3 separate regions of the Homo sapiens genome follow, and all the other regions are linked to region 1. A link is a contact called in ENCODE Hi-C or POLR2A ChIA-PET data. All regions are on one chromosome and are shown on one strand. Each heading gives the region's core, a stretch centred on a gene start or an enhancer-like site at or near the end of the contact. The rest is flanking DNA. Distances are from core to core; before and after follow the strand shown. Region 1 holds the start of TMEM52 (transmembrane protein 52). Region 2 overlaps SLC35E2B (solute carrier family 35 member E2B). Region 3 overlaps PRKCZ (protein kinase C zeta).

Region 1 (3,294 bases), core at 369-2,868:
CGAGGCTTAGGCCCAAGGGGCCTCTTCCAGGCTGAGGGCCTGCTGGGGCTGGGCCAGGGGCTGAGGCTGAAAGCAGCAGCCTGCCTAGTGGGTGACGCCAGGGGCCGGTGTAACATGGCACCGAGGTTGGGGCCACAGCAATGTGTGGGACGGTGGGGTGGGCTGGGGCCCTTGGCTCCAAGCATTAGTTCTCCAAGCTCTGGTCCGTTCTCCTACCTCCTTCAAGGGGCACCAGGGCTACAAGGTGGTAGTTGAGTATTGGGGCCCGACTCCTGGGGCACTGGAGTGGTCTCTAGGCCCGAGGCCCCAAGGAGAGGGCTGGGTTTCTGGGAGAGTGCTGGTCCTTCCTCTCTGGGCTTGGCCATCTTGACAGCTTCATCGTAGGAGGGTGGAGGCTCCGGGGTGTACAGGCTGTAGGCAGGAGGAGCCATGGAGTCCAGGTCCAGCTCCCCAAAGGGCAGGGGCAACCGCATGCCCAGTGGGTACTGCACGGAGCTGTAGGCTGCAGGGAACCAGAGTGGGTTCGTGGAGGCGGGCTTGGCATTTACCCCCGCCATCTCCACCCTCAACTGGCGGGCCCCTAGGCACTCACAGGTCACAGTGCTGTGTACAGGGCTGTCACTGTCCATAGGGATGACTGCCACGTCGCAGGGCTGCCGTGCTGGTGGCAGATGTGGCTGGGCCTGTGCCTGCTTCCGGAGGCAGCAGAACCGGACACAACCAGCTGTGACACCACACAGCAGAAGCAGGAGGACCGCCAGCAGGATGAGCCTAGGAGAGCAAGGCTCTACCACTGGACTGACCCTCGGCCACCGGGCACCTGCACCCTGGGGAATGTCGTGGCACAACCACCGAAGACAGGTTAACAGGATAAAAAGCAGACAATGTCTCTCCATGTCGGAGACCGCCGTGGCCAGAGCCTGGCCTCGGGCTGCTGGGCCTGCCCTGGCTATCTCTCCTGGGCTGGCCAGGGGTGGCCTTGGGCTCACTCCCAGGACTCGCTGTCCTCAGCGAGTGCCCCACTGCTGAGCGGGATCGTAGGGGACTCCCGCGGAGGCCAGGCGGGAGAGGTGGGAGGGAAGGTCCTGCTTGCTCCAGGTCAGTTCCCGCCAGCGGCCGGGACTGGGCGACAGCGGAGGCGGCCTGGTGAGGTAAGGGCCTGGCGGGCCTGGCCCCGGTGACCCCCGCCCCAGAACCGTCGGACGCACGGCTCCGCCGCGGCCTCCACTTACCCCACGTGCCACAGGCTGCTCCAGCGGGCCTGGGGCGGGCACCTGTGGGGACGGCGGCACCTGGAGCAGGCGGGGCATGGGACGGCCGACCTCGCCACCCGTGCCTCCCCATAGGGCGGGGCCAGGCCCCGGCTCCCTCCCCCCCGACTTACTGGTCCGAGGGGTCGCAGCTGCCGTCCGCGAAGCCCAGCGCCACCTGTGGGGACAAGGGTGAGCCCGGGAGGGGCGTGGTCCGAGCAGGGACCCGCCCCGCGGTGGCCGAACCGAGAGAGAACGCCGCCCGACCCACCTGCGGCAGCGGCAGGAGCGGCAGGAGCGGCAGGAGCGGCAGCAGCAGCCGCAGTCCGCGGGCGGCCAGCGGCCCCCGGGCCATGCTCTGAGGAGGTTGGAGCAAAGCCCGGCGGCGCGGCTTTATGGGGCCCCGCCCACCACAGGACACACCCACCACATGACACGCCCACAGAACGCCCGCTCAGAGTAAACCCCGCCCACCGGGCCCCGCTGGCCGCAGGCCCCGCCCACAGGCGCACACGCCTACTGGACGCCCCACGCAGGGTAAACCCCGCCCTCCGGGCACCGCCCAGAGCAAACCGCGTTCGTCGCAGGCCTCGCCCACAGGACGCCTCACGCAGCATAAACCCCGCCCACTGGGCCCCGCCCAGTGCAAGCCTTGTTCGCCGCAGGCCCCGCCCACAGGAGCCCTCGCCCACGAGACGCCCCCATTCGCTGGGCCTCCACTCAATGCAAACCCCGCCCACTGGCCCCATGCCCAACGTAAGCCTCGCCCACCATACCCCGCTCAGCGCAATCCCCTCCCACTGGGCCACGCCCAACGTGTTCAGAGGGCTTGTCCGCCACAAGCCCTACCCCGCAGCTCCACCTGGCCCAGACTCGTGAGGCGACGGTGGGTCTCGTCCTCAGCCCGGGCACGGCGCCTTAACCTCGGCCGAGCGTGGCCTGCTCTGCTGCTGGTCTGGGCGTGGCCCGGGGACCCTCGGGAGCTGGCCTGGAAAGTCGTGGCTGCCTTGGGTGTGGTCCCTCGGGTCCAGTCTCGCAGGCGGGCTCCAGGTGGACTGTAGGGTAACGCCACCAAGATGCTGGGCATCCCGAACTTGGTGTTTGGACACTTGATTGTGGACCTGCGCTGCAGGCGCTGTCTGGGGGCTGGCCCAGGGGGCTGGAGCCTGGCCCTGGCTCTGGGCTGTTGAGGCGCTGGGTGCAGACCACTTTCCCAAAGCACTTGGCCTTGGGGGCCATGCCCCACCTGGGGAATGTGACCTCCATTCCCGAGGGCCACAGGGAGCCCAGTGCCCTTCCCTCAGCCTGCAATGTCTGCTGCTCCCTGTGCAGGGGCAGGCCTGGGGCCATTTCTTCCAGGGGGACCCCAGACCCTTATCCCTCTGCCACCAGGCCAGGGGCCCTGTTAGGCTCTTGGTGCCCTCTGCTCCCCGTGGGACCAACAGCACACCGTCTCTCTGGTGGTCAGGCTAAGGGAGGTGGTCAGCACAGCAAGGGGCAGGGTCCATCTTACTGCAGGAGGGGCATGCACCCCTTGCTCAGAACTGTTCCACATGTGGGCGCTGCTCAGTGTCCCCCACCCCTACCACAAGGGCAGTGACCCTGGAGGGCAGGGCCTCCTCTGCGTGGCTCTTCTGCCCATACCTGCCCCTTCACTGCATCACTCCTTCCACTGTTGGGCTCTGCCTGAAGTTGCCTTTCACCTCCCAAGGCCTGTGCCACGGTCCTCAAGGGCCCTTCCTGCCTGCCCAGCTCCCCCAGCCCCTGGCCCTTCTTCCTGCCACATTGACTGCACTGGTCGTGGAGGCCCAGCACGGGAGTGGGAATGGGAGTGCATGTGCACAGCACAGCCTGAGGCCACAGCCCCGAGTTCCGGAAGGTGTGGGCACGGCCCCCACGCAGGAGCTGGGCGGGCCTCGCCACTCAGTACCAGAGGCCTGCCAGCAGGAGAGTCGGGTCAGGGTTTAGAAGAGAGGGGCCTATTCAGGAAACATTGCCATCCAGTAGCACCTCCTCCTGCGGCCGGGGCCTGGCCTGGACCTGG
Region 2 (3,069 bases), core at 554-3,053, 240 kb before region 1:
TGGCCGGCGCCTGTAATCCCAGCTACTCGGGAGGCTGAGGCAGAAGAATTGCTTGAACCCAGGAGACGGAGGTTGCAGTGAGCCGACATGATACCACTGCACTCCAGCCTCAGTGACAGAGTGAGACTCTGTCTCAAGAAAAGAAAAAAAGAAAATGCAATCGTTCACTGTCCAAAGATTTTTAGCAATTGAATCCCGTTTTTCTCTGCGCGTGTTGGCGGATCCTTGCTCTTGAGAGACGGTCTCCTGGCACACTTGACTGTCGTCCTGGCAGACCTGGGGCTGTGGGTCCTTCACGCCCTGCCTGGCAGCTGCACCTTCTCGATGGGCTTTGTGGCTGCCGCTGTCGGGTGCCCAGGACTAATTCCATGCTACTTTCTTTTTCCTTTTTTTTTTTTTTTTTGAGACGGAGTATTGCTCTGTCGCCCAGGCTGAAGTGCAGAGGCGTGATCTGGGCTCACTGCAAGCTCCGCCTCCCGGGTTCTCGCCATTCTCCTGCCTCAGGCTCCCGAGTAGCTGGGACGACAGGCGTCCGCCACCACGTCCGGCTAATTTTTTGTAATTTTTTTTTTTTTAGTAGAGACGGGTTTTCACCGTGTTAGCCAGGATGGTCTCGATCTCCTGACCTCGTGAACCGCCCACCTCGGCCTCCTAAAGTTCCATGCTACTTTCTAGACAGACTCCGTGGTATAAAACCACACTTACACCCGCTTCACGCTCAGGCGACTGTGGCTTCGGGGCGAGACACCCCCTCCCTTCCCACGAGCTCCAGGAAGGTCAGAACAGCCGTTTCCTCCTGAGGTCCAGTGGGAATCATCCCCCCAGCTGGGGCTTTGCACAGACGCCACTGTGACTCCGCAGCACCGAGACCCCACCTCCCCCAGGTCTCAATCCCAGCGCTCAGGCAGCCCGATTTCCTGTTTCTCACACCTGGGTTTCTCTTCCTGCTTCGGGGGAGGCTGTGCATCTGAAGGGGCGCCCATCCTGTCTCACCAAGGCGCTCTGGGAGCGTGTGGTGCCGGCCGTGCTGCCCGACCCAGTACCCCTCCTCGTCTCACTTCTCCCCCGGGAAACTGGGGTTCCCACCTCATTCGTGACCTCCTTCTGTGTTTATGTTTATGCACTTGCGTGCGTGCCATATGTATACATAAATATTCTGTGTTCACACTGAGGGACGCACGCCACCCCCTCCCCCATGAAGACCTCGCCTGGGTGCTCAGGCCGGCCTCTCCCCCAGCTCACCTGCCCAGCAGTGCTCAGAGGTGCCTGAAACTTGGCCTCCCCATACCCGGGAACAGGCGCTTCTGCCCTCTCCCCAGTGGCGGCAATGCCAGGGCCTCTGCAGCCTTCCTCTCTCTCCTCCCCTCCCCCTGCTGTGTGTGTCTGTGCACCCAGGTCTCCCCGTCTGCCCATCACACCGCCAGCTCAGTGCCACCCAGACGCTCCCAGGCCACCCATGTGTGCCCTGACCCCTCGGTGCACCAGGACAGCTGCCTCCAAGGGCACCCCAGGCCTCAGTGAGGAGAAGGCCGACCCCTCCACCAGTTCCCACAGCCTCGGAATAACAAAGGACTCATCCACTCCTCGGGCCACTGACAGTGCCAGATCTCCACAAAGACACCATTCCCTTCTTCCTGTTCAGCAGCACAGTCCCACTGCTTAGCCTGGGGTGACAACAAGCTGGGAGCTAAACCTCCATGGGCTGCAGCCTCCCTGGAGCTAGGACTGGCTGGGCCCTGAGCCAGGGAGCTAGGAGACTTTGTGCCAGTTTCCCGGACTGATGGGCCCTGGCTGGGGGTGGAGCAGCTACCTGGCTTTCCTGAGGTGAAAATCCAACAACAAAGGGTGCGGCAGAGCAAAAGGACAGAGCACTCGCGACAGGGCTCCGCAAGGCAGGGGTGGAGCTCATGGCAGGCGTGGATCTCACTCCCCACCTCACTAGGCCTCACGGCCCTTGACCTCTCCCTCCCACCTCGAAGGCTGCCCCCTGGCTGGGGACGCTGTCACAGCACCCGCTACACAGGCTCTGCCACCACCAGCGAGTTTCTAAAACCAAATTCATTTACATGGCAAGGAGGCCACGCTCAAGAAACCCCTCCAGGAGCAAGGAACAGCACGTGGGCTCGGGCGTGTGCAGACGACGCCAGTCACGTCCCACCTGACGTCGAGGCAAACCTGGAATTCAAAAGGCAAGCATCTCCCTCTTGCCAGAACAGTCTGTCCACTTAGCTTCCCTCTGAGAAACTCACAGCATCCCAGGCAAAACTGCTCCCCGCAATGAGGACCCCCATTCCCCTTCTCTGCTGACACTGTGCTCCAAGAAGCCTGTGGGACCCACACAAGCAGCCCAGTCCCCACCCTAATGTTTGCTCACAATTAGTGGAAACAAAAAAACAGAAATCACACTTCACTGACGCTGCCGTTCTCTGTACATCAAGAACTTAAGGTTCTGGGCCAGGCGCCGTGGCTCACACCTGGAATCCCAGCACTTTGGGAGGCCAAGGTGGGCGGATCACCTGAGCTCAGGAGTTCATGACCAGCCTGGCAAACACAGCAAAACCCCGTCTCTACTAAAAGTACAAAAAAAAAATCAGCCGGGTGTGGTGGCTGGCACCTGTAATCCCAGCTACTCGGGAGGCTGAGGCAGGAGAATCACTTGAACCTGGAAGGCAGAGCTTGCAGTGAGCTGAGATCGCGCCATTGCACCCCAGCCTGAGCAACAGAGCGAGACTCCCGTCAAAAAAAAAAAAAAAAAAAATGCTGGGCGCGATGGCTCACACCTGTAATCCCAGCACTTTGGGAGGCCGAGGAGGGTGGATCATGAGGTCAGGAGTTCAAGACCAGCCTGACCAACGTGGAGAAACCCCGTCTCTACTAAAAATACAAAATTAGCCGGGCGTAGTGGATGCCTGTAATCCCAGCTACTCAGGAGGCTGAGGCAGGAGAATCGCTTGAACCCGGGAGGCGGAGGTTGCGGTGAGCCGAGATCACACCGTTGTACTCCAGCCTGGGCAACAAGAGTGAAACTCCGTCTCAAAAAAAAAAAATTTTTTTTTAATGTAGCCGGGC
Region 3 (2,995 bases), core at 122-2,621, 260 kb after region 1:
TGTGCACATGCATACTGTGTTTGTACACACTCCACCCACTTCTGCATCCTGGTGTTTTCAATGAGGCATGCATGGTGTGCCTTCAGACATTTTTACACATTTTTTTTGCCATCAGAATGGGTGTGGGGCAGGCAGGGCGGGCAGGTCACTCGCCGCTGGGATAACTGGGCTCCCCAGCGGCCACAATGGAAGTCTCAGTAGCCAGAGAAGGACAGACAGCAGATTGGAGGACTGGAATATAGTCTAGAACCCAGCTTGGGATGGGGATTCCGTGTGGGACAGCGGCAGCGTCTCACCTCAGCAGGGACCAGGGGGACTTCCGGGGACGCAGAGACAGCTGCTGTCCTTGGGCAAAACGGGTCAGGGTCTCCCACCCCTCATTCGCTGGAACACATTCCCAACAGGTTGACTACTTGAACCTTTTTAAAAAACAAAATGGCTGTAGAAGGAAACACAGGAGAGTATTTCCGTTACTGCAGCGAAAGGGCTTCTTCAAGCTTAGTTCTGTAGAAGCAGAAACGAGAGAGGAGGGTCGTCCGCAGGTTCCACCAGTGCCTCGTGCCGGTGTGGTCACAGGTGCCCTGGCAGGACCGACAGCCCAGAGGCAGCCTGGGAGACCTCCGTAGTGTCAGGGACGGTGGCAGGGAGGCCGAGCTGCCAGGTGGAGGTGCTGGTTCTGTTTGGGAAGTGGAAGTCACAGAGGCCTGTGTGCCGCCTGCTCAAGCCTGGCTCACACTCGTGTCAACTGGGCATGAAAACCAACGCCAGCCAGGTTCGTCCTGCTGCCGGCCCATGTGGCCCCACTCGGTGATGGCTGTGTGCTCTCCCCCAGGGTTCAGCGTGGACTGGTGGGCGCTGGGAGTCCTCATGTTTGAGATGATGGCCGGGCGCTCCCCGTTCGACATCATCACCGACAACCCGGACATGAACACAGAGGACTACCTTTTCCAAGGTGCGTGCCCCGCTGTGCGTTCGTACCCCTCACCTGCACGACTGTCTTCCTTCCTTTTCAAAGGTGCAGGTGGAGGGGTCCCGCGGGTGCCTGGAGCGGCAGTGCCATGCAAAGCGTACCGGGAACCATTCCTCCTGGCCAGACCCTGTGTCACATGCCACTCCCCGGGCCGTGGGGTGGGGTTACCACACCTGTGGGTCAGCAGGAAAGAGAACCTGTCCCCATTCAGCTCCAACTCCCTCCTGCCCTGGCCAGCAGCACATGCTGGAGCCCCAGCATGTCCTTGACCGAGGCTGTACCGAGCTGAAAGCACAGCCCCCACCCCCAAAACCCACAGCCACCATCATGGGCTCCTTCCCACCTGGAGGCCCCGGGACCTGCTCCTGGTCTGGAATTCAGTGCTGTGGGGATGTGGGATCTGGGAACGCGGCTGTCTCCGCGGTGCCCTCTGGTGGCCAGCCTGCAGAGGCACCCGTGTACCTGCGATCTTGGGGCTGAGGAAGGGGAGCTGCTGGTTCACGTCCGATCCTACGACACGTGCCAGCGCATGTAACCAGGAGGCCCAGGGAGGACCCGGCGGGACTCCGGGTTATAGATATTGCTGGGCTGTAGGAAGGGAGGGGCTCCGGGGCCCCAAGGCTGAGCTCCCAAAGCTCTTGCTCAGAGTCAGAGTCTGGGCGGCACTGGGCAAATGGCACACAACACAGGCAAGTCCTCACCAGGCTCCGCCCTTGCAGTGATCCTGGAGAAGCCCATCCGGATCCCCCGGTTCCTGTCCGTCAAAGCCTCCCATGTTTTAAAAGGATTTTTAAATAAGGTACGTTTCTGGCCATGCTGACAAAATCTCGTTTGTGGCCTCGGTGTTGGTGGGCAGAGGGCCAGGCACGGCTGTTGGCCATTTTTTCATGTCGGCTGCTGTGTATCGGGTGTGTGGGTTGATTTTCCGCTTCAGTATTTGAGCTCTGTGTTCTGTGAATCGTCCGTTTTTACTCACACCTAACAAAATGAGAATGTGTGCCCAAGGAAAATGGAACGGAGCTTAACGTACGGGGAAGGAACTTTCAATAAAGGAAACATCTGATTTCCACCACCTGGGTCAGAGCATCGGGGGAGGGCTTGTCAGCACTGGGAGTGGCCACCAAGGAGAGGGGGTCATGGGGCTTCCGGGATGGGGCTGACTTGTCCTTGTTTGAACTCTGACCTCCAGGACCCCAAAGAGAGGCTCGGCTGCCGGCCACAGACTGGATTTTCTGACATCAAGTCCCACGCGTTCTTCCGCAGCATAGACTGGGACTTGGTAAAGCATCACAAAGCCTATTTGCACCCCCATCCCCATCCCAACCCCAAATCTACCCAACCCCCATCCCAACCCCAACCCCAATATTCACCCAACCCCCACCCCACCCCATCCGAACCCCAATATCCATCCCAACCCCAAATTCATCCAACCCTCACCCCACCACCAACCCAACCCCCAGCCCAACTCCCACCCCAACCCCCAACTCAACCCCCACCCCAATATCCACCCAACCCCACTCCAACCCCTACACCCCCAACCCCTCCAACCCCTATAATCTGGTGGACAGAGCCGGGGCTGTGTGGGCCGGGTGGGCTGTGTGAGCTCGCGCACCGCCGGGCTGGTCTTTGACATGGCCCCACTTGCGTGGAGCCAAGGCTCCTGTCTCCCAGAAGGGTCAGCTGGGAATGGGGGACCACCCTCCAGGGCCCCGAGGAGGGATGGGGAGACACATTTCGTCCTCCGGAGCCAGGAGAGTGAGGGGCCGGACGAGCTCGGCCCATGGCGCTTCCTGGCAACCCTCGACTGTGCTGGCTTGGTGCCGCCAGGAGCTAGCGGCACATGCGTCCTGACCTGTGAGCACATTGGCTGTTGGTTCCACAGGGATCTGATAGTGGGGGCCGGCCTAGAGAAGGGCGTTTGCTTTGGTTTCATGGCCGGTTTTATCAGCAGTTACTGGACAGGACCAGCAGTCGCAGCGTTCACGGCTTGAGCTTTAGCGTCGGGTATTGAAGGAGAGTGAGTCT

Evidence for each region. Hi-C counts contacts between places; a loop is a spot of excess contacts on that map. ChIA-PET counts read pairs that join two places held with the same protein, here RNA polymerase II (POLR2A). Pooled maps may share reads with other maps.
Region 2: a loop to region 1 is called in a pooled map, with 4 times the contacts of the local background. The contact joins the enhancer-like site here to the promoter of TMEM52 in region 1. A Hi-C loop is called at or near these places in 2 of 168 maps with a recorded cell type or tissue (PC-3 and naive thymus-derived CD4-positive, alpha-beta T cell), 6 of 37 single-sample maps with no recorded cell type and 7 of 50 pooled maps. POLR2A ChIA-PET finds 5 or more read pairs at or near these places in 7 of 52 experiments (AG04450, B cell, CD8-positive, alpha-beta memory T cell and 4 more).
Region 3: a loop to region 1 is called in a pooled map, with 3 times the contacts of the local background. The contact joins the enhancer-like site here to the promoter of TMEM52 in region 1. A Hi-C loop is called at or near these places in 1 of 168 maps with a recorded cell type or tissue (naive thymus-derived CD4-positive, alpha-beta T cell) and 8 of 50 pooled maps. POLR2A ChIA-PET finds 5 or more read pairs at or near these places in 2 of 52 experiments (SK-N-SH and activated T-cell).

What each region holds. Positions count from the first base shown.
Region 1 is chr1:1,917,661-1,920,954 of GRCh38, forward strand. It overlaps TMEM52 (transmembrane protein 52), which reads right to left and starts at 1,619. Exons shown (of 5, transcript NM_178545.4): 1 at 1,522-1,619; 2 at 1,385-1,428; 3 at 1,233-1,274; 4 at 593-771; 5 at 1-502. The coding sequence starts at 1,605. The coding sequence ends at 222. RefSeq lists enhancers at 936-1,737, 1,797-2,390, 2,391-2,983 and a silencer at 1,216-1,855.
Region 2 is chr1:1,677,093-1,680,161 of GRCh38, forward strand. The region is part of intron 2 of SLC35E2B (solute carrier family 35 member E2B); the gene reads right to left. Among named protein-coding and RNA genes, the nearest start is that of SLC35E2B, 14 kb to the right of the region's middle. RefSeq lists an enhancer at 913-962. Within about 2 kb of position 1,804, at least 15 of the 41 ENCODE cell types and tissues checked have a DNase peak (open chromatin) inside an H3K27ac peak, as active enhancers do; they include B cell and GM12878, where a contact is called at or near this core.
Region 3 is chr1:2,173,065-2,176,059 of GRCh38, forward strand. It overlaps PRKCZ (protein kinase C zeta), which reads left to right. Exons shown (of 18, transcript NM_002744.6): 14 at 833-952; 15 at 1,690-1,769; 16 at 2,160-2,249. Among named protein-coding and RNA genes, the nearest start is that of PRKCZ-AS1, 9.3 kb to the right of the region's middle. RefSeq lists a silencer at 782-948 and an enhancer at 2,502-2,995. Within about 2 kb of position 1,372, at least 7 of the 41 ENCODE cell types and tissues checked have a DNase peak (open chromatin) inside an H3K27ac peak, as active enhancers do.